2 separate regions of the Mus musculus genome follow, and region 2 is linked to region 1. The links are chromatin loops, found by intact Hi-C in ENCODE. Cell type or tissue: left cerebral cortex. All regions are shown on one strand. Each heading gives the region's core, and the rest is flanking DNA. Links, peaks and the distances in the headings are about the cores only.

What was found. Peaks named below come from ENCODE experiments on the same cell type or tissue, not always from the same donor. Only the 100,000 strongest peaks of a DNase experiment are listed, where the experiment ranks them.
Region 2: it touches region 1 in a loop (10-fold over the local background); 5 of 42 quality-filtered maps call a loop at or near these places.

The regions. Positions count from the first base shown.
Region 1 is chr15:57,690,325-57,695,704 of GRCm38, forward strand. It overlaps Zhx2 (zinc fingers and homeoboxes 2), which reads left to right and starts at 4,343. Exons shown (of 4, transcript NM_199449.2): 1 at 4,343-4,680. In left cerebral cortex, for the core only: CTCF peaks have their summits at 2,895 and 3,999; DNase peaks (open chromatin) are centred at 1,806, 2,922, 3,656, 3,880 and 3 more places; H3K4me3 peaks cover 2,723 bases; H3K27ac peaks cover 2,165 bases.
Region 2 is chr15:57,598,487-57,603,866 of GRCm38, forward strand. Gm35682 (a long non-coding RNA gene) reads right to left here. Exons shown (of 4, transcript XR_384108.2): 2 at 3,499-3,546; 3 at 1,604-1,790. Among named protein-coding and RNA genes, the nearest start is that of Gm35771, 22 kb to the left of the region's middle. In left cerebral cortex, for the core only: a CTCF peak has its summit at 2,248 (motif pointing right); a DNase peak (open chromatin) is centred at 2,275.

The DNA of each region.
Region 1 (5,380 bases), core at 260-5,259:
TCTAAAGATCTGTCTTGTATGTTATGTGTATGGTTTTTTTAACATGTGTGTGCACTGTGTGTGCCTGCTACCTACAGAGATGAGAAGAGAGCATCCAGGAACTGGAGTCACAGATTAGTGTGAGCTGCCAAGTGGGTGCTGGAAATCAAACCTGGATCCTCTAGAAGAGCAGCCAGTGCTCTTAACTGCTAACCCATCTCTCCAGACCCCTGGGGACATTTCTTAACCTTCCTGATCCTTAAATTCTTGTCATCAATACAGTGGGGAAATCGTGATTGCAATCGAAGGGAGTCTAAGGATTTGATAAGCAATGCCTAGCGCCCAGTAAGTCCTGTTGCTATTAAGGAAGACAGTCCCCAGAAGCAGTAAGGCTGCTCCTGCTGAGGTGGGGCTGGGTAGGATTATTAATTCTGCCTCTGGATTCTAAGGAACTCACAAAGCTTAGTTTCTTCCACTTGCCTGTGCAAGTTACTACAGCTCTCTGTGCCTCTTCATCTGTGCAGTGAGGATGGGGCACACACCATCAACAAAGCTTATAAATAACATGAGGTCCAGAGACTCTGGAATCCGCACACACACACACACACACACACACACACACACTCACACACACTCAAGAGCCTTTCATGAAATCCTCAAAGTCAAATTTATTTTCATGAAGCTGGAATTTTGCTTGCCCTTTTGACTCTTTTTCTCTCACTGGTGTCAGCAGACTGCATGACATGTTGGGACATTGCTTTGCAGTGCCTGATGGGAAGCATGTCTGACAATTGTTTTGTATTTCTCTCTCTCTCTCTCTCTCTCTCTCTCTCTCTCTCTCTCTCTCTCTCTCTCTCTCCCCCTCCCTCCCTCCCTCCCTCCCTCCCTTCCTTCCTTCCTTCCTTCCTTGCTTCCTTCCGTCCTTCCTTTTTTGGAGGAAAAATAAGCAGACCTGGAAAAAAAATGTGTTAAGAGAAATGAGCCAGAGTCAGAAAGACAAATGTGAATGTTTTCTCATATACAGAATCTAGATTTTTTTAAGAACATGAAAGTAGAAGGTGGAGCTGGCAAGATGGCTCAGTAGATGAAGACACTTGCCACCAGTTATATGAGAGTCATGGCACACAGACTCTGAGCACACAGACATTAGATAGATAGATAGATAGATAGATAGATAGATAGATAGATAGATAGATAGATAGACGGATGGATAGATAGATAGACAGACAGATAGGGTCTGGGAAGGGAACCAGCAGGTGATGAAGATTGTGGCGAGGGATAAATATGATCAAAATAGTGTGTGTGTGTGTGTATGTGTGTGTGTGTGTGTGTGTGTGTGTGCGCGCACACACACACACATGGGGGGGAGCGCAGGCACACATGTGTGCATGCGCACAGGTACTCAAGGAGGCCAAACCGGGGGAACAGATCTCCTATAATAGTTACAGGCATAGTTTCCTGCAGTCTGTGAACTGTCCAGTGTGAGTGCTAAGAACTAAATCCCATCCTCTGTGTGCTCTTAACCTCTAAGAGCCTCCTTTTACTGTTTTTGCTTCGGCACTGAGAATCCAATGCCTATTAAATTTTGGACCATTTAAAGACGTTACAGCACAGAAGCCCTCACCCCTCCCATCTCTGGGAGATGTGCACCCTGAAGGTACAGATCCTTCTGGGGTCACTGGCTTCCCTCACCCTGGCTTTCCCCATGCTATCTATATACAACCTGTTACTCAGCTGGAAGCAGGTGGCAAGGAAAGTCTCTCTTATAGAGACTCTTCCTAAGTGATTGCTCATCAAGAGGAAGTGGAGCCTCAAAATAGGAATTGCTTCTTTAAGGTTTCGGCAATTTCCATGGAAACAGCATGCTGAGTATACCTAATTTTAAAGGGCTGGGGGTGTTGGTGGAATGACCTGGAAGGGCATGCATAACAAGATAAATGGCGAGAAGTGTTGAGCTGGTGACAAGTTTATTGTTTGTCTGTTTGTCCTTTCACTATTCTGGCACACCCTTAAGTAGGGTGTCTTAGTTACTATTGGTGTTGAGATGGTAAAACGCTATGACCAAAAGCAATCGAGAGGTTAAAGGGTCTATTAGGCTTATAGGTTAAAGTCCATCATCAAGGGAAGGGAAGGCAGGATCTAAAGACACGCCCTGGAAGCAGAAACTGAAGCACAAGGCATAAGGGCTAGCTTGCTCAGCTTGCTTTCTTATACCACCTGACCCGGAGTAGACTGCTCCTGCTCACACATCAACCAAGAAAATGCCCCATAGATATGCACCACAGGCCAATTTTGTGTAGGGAATTCTTCAATTGAGGTTGCCTCTTCCCAGGTGACCCTAGATTGTGTAGAGTTGACAAAAAAAATCACCAAACTCAGTTAAAGATCCCCAAATACTGGTGTTGGATAAAAGTTGACAAGACTCTCAGATCATAGGTATCAGATGAGTCTGAGAAAGTCAGGGCACGATCCGGATTATAGTCACCAACAAAGATCTGAATGGAATCCTCCTAAGAACCCCGTCGGATTTTGTCTCTCGTAAGAAAGGAAGCACTAAAGCCAGTCCACAGTCAGAATCCGGTTTTCTGGGCTTTTAAACCTATCTAGGAAGAAAAAGACAGACGGACAAAGACGAGTGGGGGGCAGGGAGAAGAGAGAGGCAACCCCTCCACCCTCAGTTAGCAATAACCCAACTAAAGCTGGAAGGCAAGTAAGAAATTTAGCATGCGCGCTGATTTAATCTTAAATAGAAAAAAAAAAAACCTAATACGAAAGAAAAATGCCAGCAGAGGCTCCCTAGAGCCGTGACCATCCATCAGCCCCCAAAACCAGTCTTCCTCTAGACTAAGTCATCGCCATTGGCCACCCCGCAGTACACAGCCACCTGTTGCTGTCCTGGCGCCCCGAGCGGAGTCGCAAGCGGCCGCTAGAGTTCGTTCTAATTCCCCGGAGCAGAGCTGGCTGGGAAGCCGGAATGCGATGCGCCTGCTAATCCGCAGGATGGGAGGCAATTCCGCAGTCTTCAAGTCCCAAGCCCTCTGTTTTCTCCAGTAACTCCTAGTGTCAAATCTGGGTCCCAGAGTTAGCCTCCACCCCCTACGGTGGGCTCCAAGAGCGCTCACACCCAACAAATTCCCAAACGCCCCCAGAATCTGCGAAGGGGGAAAGGGTCTCTGAGAGCAAGAATGCACAACGCTGACAGGTTGCTAGGTCCGTCATCTTCCCTCGGATGCTCCCTTAGAGAATTTTAACCTTGCGTGATCGCCGGAGCACAGCAGCCGGGTCTCTAGTTCACGGTTCCCAGGGCTGCAAAGGGCAGACACCACACACACACACACACACACACACACACACACACACACACACACGCACGCACGCAGATGGAGGGCTCGTTTGGAGACCCCTCTCGCCGGGAACGCGGCTGTCCCAGCTCCGAAAATGACCCGTCTCGCTTCTGGGGGACTCCAGTGTGCGCGCTGCAGGCGTGTGCATTTTCCCGAAGCTGAGAATCGCTGTGAATTCGGGCCACACAAGTTTGAGTCAGCTCCCCGGGTGTCTTTGTTTGTTTATGGGTTTGGAGGGAAAAAGTTTGAAGATCTTTAACCAGACTGAGCTCAGGCGCAAGCGGAAATCCCCAGCAAAAGTGATCTAACTTCAAGTGGTTATGTAAGTGGGGCGCCTTCTTCCCCGCCCTATTCCCAAGCCCTCTCATTACTATTCCGGGAGTAAAACGCATCTCGATTTAAAAAAAAAAAAAAAAGAAAGAAAAAAGTTTTAAAGTATGTTGTTATTTTCTTTTGCCAGAAGGCGGGCGAAACTCAAGCAGAGCCCAGGGCGCGTGACGACCCCACCCGCGTTCTGCCCCCACGCACTGCAGAAGGACCTGGAGTCTGGGGTGTTGCTGGCGCCGGGCAAGCCCTAGCGCCCTGCGGTCTCACGGTCCGCCACTCCACGTGGTGAGGATCAACAGTTTGTTGAGCTCATCAGTGACACCTTGAACTTTTCATAAAGAAAATGGGTATTGCACCGAGAGGGTTTGGCCGCGGCAGCGCGCCGGGTCGTGCTCAATAGTCAATGATCTCGCTTGCGCCTCCCCCACCTCTTCCCGCAAAAATTCCAATGAGTCCGTTACTGGACTCAGACTTTTAAGCACTCCCCCCCCCCCAACACCCGGGATGACCACTCATCTGAGCCTTTAGGGGCAGCCTCCCCCCACCAGCAACTCCCTCCTAAAAATGACATTTTGCCGAAGTCTGCGGGGGGGCCTGAATTTCACTTTGTAACTTTCTGCGGAACCCGAGCCCGGGTGGCAGCTCCGGTGGTGGTATCGTATGCAAATACGCATGCTGACGTTACAGATCATGTGGGTTTTGGCGTAGATTCCCCACTGATCGAGGCATTTTCCCCCTTTTTTTCTTTTTTCTTTTCTTTTTTTTTTCTTTTTCTTTTCTTTTTTTTTTTCTTTTAAAAAATTCGATCAACCGTTCTCCGTACCGGGGCTTTTTTCTGTCTATCTGTCTGTCTGTCTGTCTGCCAGGCTGGCTTTCCCCCACCACCACCTCTTTCCCACGGAGCCCGAGTCGGGCGCCGGGTGGGGAGTGGGGAGTGGGTGGGGGGAGCCAGCAGAGTTCCATTTTGGAACGCCCGTGCCTCGTCTCCGCGTTCCCAGCCCGGGTCCCCGCGTTCGCAGCCCCGGCGCAGGTAAGAAACTTCGCCCCGGCGCGGAGCACCCGCAGCGGGCACCGCCAGCCCGGAGCCCGACACGCCGGGCGCCCGCCACTCCAGCCCAACTTTCCCACCGCCGCCGCCGCTCCCGAAAATGTGTTGTTAATGGGACTTGGCCGGGTTAGGAATGGGGGTGCGCGGGAGGGGGGTGTTCAGGCTTTTTTTTTCTTCTTTTTTTTTTTTTTTTTTTGAGGGTGGGAGGAAATCCGCGGTTTCGGGGAGAGGAGTACGGAGATTTTTTTTTTTTTTATGAAATAGTTTTGATTACAAGTTTGGATAAATGGAAGCCAGACCGAGGAGGAGGAGGAAAAACATGTCTACGTTTCCCTATGTCGACATAAGCCACAAAAAAATATGGCGTCCGCTTTCGACAGGGCGTTACGTAGACTCGACTCTGTTTTTTATTTATTTATTTTGTGGCCGGCTTCCTGCCTTCTTGGCCAAACTGCGGCGCTTTGTGCAAACCGGGCAGGTCCCGCGGGGACTCCACCGGGACGTGGCCCCGTCTCGGCGCTTTTTGGAAGCCTGGGGGCTGCGTGTGGCTGCACCCCTCCCTCCCCCGCTCTCCCCTCTGCTCCCCTCTCCTGGTGACGATTCGCCGTAATGTGGTGGCAGGAAGCATGACGCCGTGTTGAGGCTGCCTCTCCTCGCGTCGCTCCCGGTGGCTGCAGGCGGC
Region 2 (5,380 bases), core at 166-5,165, 92 kb before region 1:
ACATGTTGACATTATAATGTCATATAGCCGTATGGTTTCTCCTCATACATGTTGACATTATAATGCCATCCACTATGCAGTGCCATAGCCAAGAGGCCAAGAAGCTACTGGCACCTGTGTTCCTGAACCTCTAGAATTGGGGTGAATACCTCTGCCTCTTTTTTTAAAATAACACAATATGCAATCACAGGTGTTTTATTGGTACAACCAAAAGGTCACCTTTCTAAAATTATAAGGTGAACCTAGAAAAAGAATGTGAGGAAGCTTTGAAATAAGAATATCAATCTGATAGTGAAGAAGGGAGTCCCAGGGATGCAGGGAAAGGGGGTTTGAGTATAGTCGTGAAGTCAGACTACAGGTAAGAAGGGGAAAAAATAGTGCAGGGGAGAACAGCTCAGATGGGCACAGGATGGATGACCCAATGACACAATAGCATGCCTGATGTGAACTAATGCGCTAAGGAGAGGGTTAAACTATTAAGCAGTTTGGGATGAATTAATGACAGAAATCAAAGTGGTTACCAACTCCAAGTTATCCTGATGCCATTCACAACAACAGAAGTAATGGTGCTTTGGCTCTGAATAGAGTCCATGTAGATGGGATATTGCATTCAGTAAACATTAGCCTGAGCAGATTACAAGTGGAATAATGACTGTGCCAATGTGGGGATGATCAGCAAATGTGCAATAGCTGTCATAATTGGAGCTGAAATATACTGCTTAAAGTTATCCGTACACTTAACAGTATCACAAAGGTCATGTCAAAATAACCAATGAAAAGTGTTGAGTCTGCTCGTTCTAGGAAACAGGGAATCATGCGGGCTGGGAGTATGGTGGTTTTCAACTGGACTTTCGAAATTGTTTGATCCTGAAAGTTACTACATGTAAAACTTTGGTTTAAAAAAATATGGAATGAAGTTTGAAATGATCCTGCATCCACAAGAAATTAAAAGATTGATTTTACTGTGACTCCCTCTGCATTGTGCACACATACACACACAGAGAGCCATTTGGATGATCTATTCTGCGAAGCATCTAAAGGCATGAAAATATTTCAGGGAAGTGTTAATGATGGCCTGTACCAATCTGTCTTTTGTAAATAATTTATCAGTCAAGTATACTAATTAGAGATAGGAGAAGCAATTGACATAGCAGCCCATCAATCAACAGCATTTGCTGCTCATATATTGAATACAGCAATAGACAGTCAACATTCTGGAAACTGAAAAAAAAAAAAAAACAAGTATATGATATAGTTCCTGGCACTAAAATCTTATTATTCTAGGAAACATATGGGGCATGAACATCTATAAAGTTAGATGGCAGTCCAAATTTATAAATACCATGTTACCAAAAAAGTTAAAGTTATAAAATGATGCCGGTAACTTTTGTGAAAGCACAGAAATATTGTTGAGAAGAAAGATAGAACATGATGCAGGGAATGAACCTCTGCAAAGGAGGTCTGGAAAGGTCGAGAAAGATGGTCTGGATTTGAATGTGTGGGGTGAGATGGGAAGTCTTTAACACATGGACCCAGGAAAGCAAGAGGCAGTCTTGGTACCATGAGAAGACTGCGGGATCTAAGGAAGCAGGTATCTGCTCACCAAGATGCAAAGGCAGTTAAGTTAGATGCTGGCCTATAGAAAACAAGTTATTCAGAAGCAGGTAATCCTGTCATCTCTAGTGAAGCCAAGACTCCAGTCAGTTGTTCAGTGAAGATGTGTGTCCATCCTTTATTGGCATCAGCAAGTCTCAGGGAAGTTTCTGATCCATGTGACAGTCCAGAGTTCCCTGGAAATAGCAATTACCTGTTATCAAAATCACTAATCGGCATCACAGAGAATCTTCCATAAATACTAAAAATGCACTTAACAGTTTCTGTACGTCAATGAAGGCACAAGGCTGGGCCTTATTGGAGAAGATGTCCATTAAGGAGAAAGTTCAAACACACTACTTTGCCAACAGCCTTCCAACTAAGATAAAAGCTAGTTCAATTCAAACGAAGGAAAGAAAGAGATAAACAAGTTAATAAAACAAGCATTTTTTACATTTATGTAATGCTTAGATTTCTTTAATGAAAACTATATCTGTGGGATATACAAAATATCACCTGGTTAAATAAAAAGTGATGACAAGTATTTAAACTACAAATCTGTTTGATTTATAATTAAAACCCCTGAATAATATGTAAGTATACAATCTTCATGTCACAAAGATGTATCAATGCTGTATCCATCAAAGTCCAGAAGAGGGCAGCCAAGAGCTGCTCCGGTGGACCTAGCCCCATACCCACTTGGCACCACAAAGGTCAATCCGCCCTCACCCTCTGCACTGAGGAGCCCGGAATCAGCTTGTAAAGATGTAAAAGTTGGTGAAAGATACAGACGTGGGGAACGTAGGCCAAAGGAACCCAAGGCATATGAAGTGCCGGCCCAAGAACCATGGAAAAAACAGAATGGAAAATAGATATAAAGTAGCCGAGGGTTGGAGGAACACGTTTGTTTGTTCGTTTGTTTGTTCGTTCCGGAGGCCAGCAGCCCTGATCAAAATCTTCCCATGGCTCTCTGCTTCCCATCACAAAAGTTCAGCCTAAAACAAGGTCCTGCCATCATCGAACATTTTGGGGTTCACTGAGCTTTTCGTTACACGTTCGGGGTTCCAAGCAAACCACGGGTATTATTCCCTGTGACTTTCATTCTCTATGTCTTTATCTCTCCTGCTTCTTCATTTCTTCATCCAGACAGTAAGTCCGTGTCAATGACCAGAAGGAAGGAAACAGGGTGTAGCAGAAAGACATTCACCTTCAAAGCTTCCATGATGAGGCAAATGGGAATACACATGTCATGAGCTACAGAGAACATGTCAAGGAGGTTAGAAGCCAAATCCAGCTCCTAGAAAAGGCTTCTCAGAAGAGGTGGCAATCCCCCTGTGGTCCCCTGGCCTCTACTCTCTACATGTCTGATCCTTCAGTGCACACTGGACTCATTGGCTATTTTCATCTGCCTGTCTGCCTTTTCCTACTTTTTTTTCTCCCTCTGCCCTTTTAGAAATATGCCCCTCATTTTCATTCAGTAGAGCTTGATTGACAGCTACACAGCTCTGGCCAAATCTTGGTCCATGATGCGAGAAAGGTTGTTCAGGAAGTATGTCTCTAGACCAGTCAATCAGGTCTCTTCCCTGGACCCCACAGCCTCAATTAGGAATGAAGATAGCTCCCTCCTCCTCTAGACTAGATGAGTCTGCCTGAAGAGCAGAGACAGTTTCAGACACAGAACCATGTCTTTTGTCTCATAGAGTATCCTGAGATAATGAGCTGGAGACAGAGAAAACTGTGTGTGTGTGTGTGTGTGTGTGTGAGAGAGAGAGAGAGAGAGAGAGAGAGAGAGAGAGAGAGAGAGAGTTGACCCACTCAAATCCAAAAATTCATTTGTCCTGAGTTAGGGCTGTGCCTGTGCTAAGCTGCATAGCATAAACCGAGCTCATCCAAAAAGATACTTACTTGTCTTAAGTGGACTCAAAAGGCCAGAAGCAAGATCTTCTCCAGGCTCTGCAAAGACATCAAAGAACAGTGTCCTTGTGGAATTTATTAGAAGAACCTCATCATACTCCCAGGAGAAGACCACATACACAATCCAGACCAGAAGAGAAAAAGAAATGTGCCCTGCCTGGCTGTACTGTCGTCTCACCACATGGCTACATGCTCATCCCCAAAGAAAGCCCCTTGAAAATAAGGGTTGCATTTCTTTATTTCAATCCACTAGCCTGATTATTGGTTGAATTTCATTCGGTCTGACCACACAGGACAAAACAAAGCATGTGCGAGCGCGCGAGCGCATACACACACACCTCCTTTTCGTAGGACACATCTGTCTCGACCAATATTCTACCCTTACACTATCCTTATATGAAATTCAATTCCTCCTTGCCCTACTGCATCCAATTTACTTCTAGAAGATTCCAGAGTAACACAGTACAGAGAAACTTTCTAAGTACTACATACAGTAAATTAAATAATAGTTAAAGCAATCTAGTTTCAAACAAATATTGCTCAGCCCACCCCCATGGTCCAATGGCCCCACCCCTCACATGGCTGCATCTTTAATTGTGTGTCCGATGCTATTAGGTTTTGCTTGAGCTTCAACATCCATGCACAACAAGAAAAATTTACTCAACAGCTAGTAGATGCCGAGTGCTTTAAACACATGGAAAATATACCCAAGGGAAGAACGGGGACTTGTGATTTTGATGTGGCTTGGTTTGTTGTTGGGTTTTTTTTTTAACTGTGTATATTACTGCTTTTCCTTTATAAACACTTTTAGAAGAGGCTAGTGAAGGAATTTGGCATGTAATTTACAAATACATGTATATCTATTTGAGAAAGTGGAAAGTTGTATGTACATATATAATTACATATATCATTTCATGTAGGAGAAATTTCTGAATGTGATGATTGCAGACTCTTACGGAATATATGTTGGTGAATGAAGTCTAGGGTAAAATAACTTTTGTTCAACTTTGGAAACTACAGACATTATTAAATAATTGTCCCTTCGCTAAAATTCTCCTCTGCACTCACCCATTCACACACCAAAGTGAAAAACCCTGGCCTGCAGCCCTTCCCAGGCCTTCAGCCATTATCTCATCTCCACACTGCCTCCACAAAAGCCTCCTGAAGGGCAAAGGGGGACCAGAGGGAAACAGACTTCCCATAGCAGGTGTGCCCACCACTCCACCAGCTGGCAATGGTACCCCCATAACAGCAGGGGGAGAGGCTGTTTCCATTGGCAGTTTTAAGATAGCATTCTCTAAGGAATGTCACCTGTCTTCAGCATCCAAAACCTTGCAAGTAGTAAGTGAATGTTGTGTATTTGGACATGGTAAGAATAGATGAGGGGTGCCGTCCTCACTCATAGAGAAGAATACACACACACACACTCTCTCTCACACACACACACACACACACACACACACACACACACACCAGGCACTGTGCTTGGTTGCTGGTTCAGTTGTGTGTGTCCTACTTATGTCCCCAGCAAAACTTGCCTGTGTGCTGCTCACAAAAGTGTCTAGTATTACTGAGAAACTGAAACTTTATTTTAATTCAATTCGATGTAAAATTTTACAACATAAAATACAGCTATTGGAAAACTTGACGTCTGTCTGAAACAAAATGGGGGGAGAATGAATTTGTATGTTTTTCAGCTCTAAGTTTTATCAACCTGAAATACCAATTAATTTTTTATAAAAATATGTTGTCCAGTTGAAATGTCAGTAAAATTCACAGAATAGTCTGGGCGTTTCATGTAAACATGCAGAATATCTCATTCACAAGGTTTCTTCAGGTAATATGTACAAAAATAATAACATCTTGGATGTCT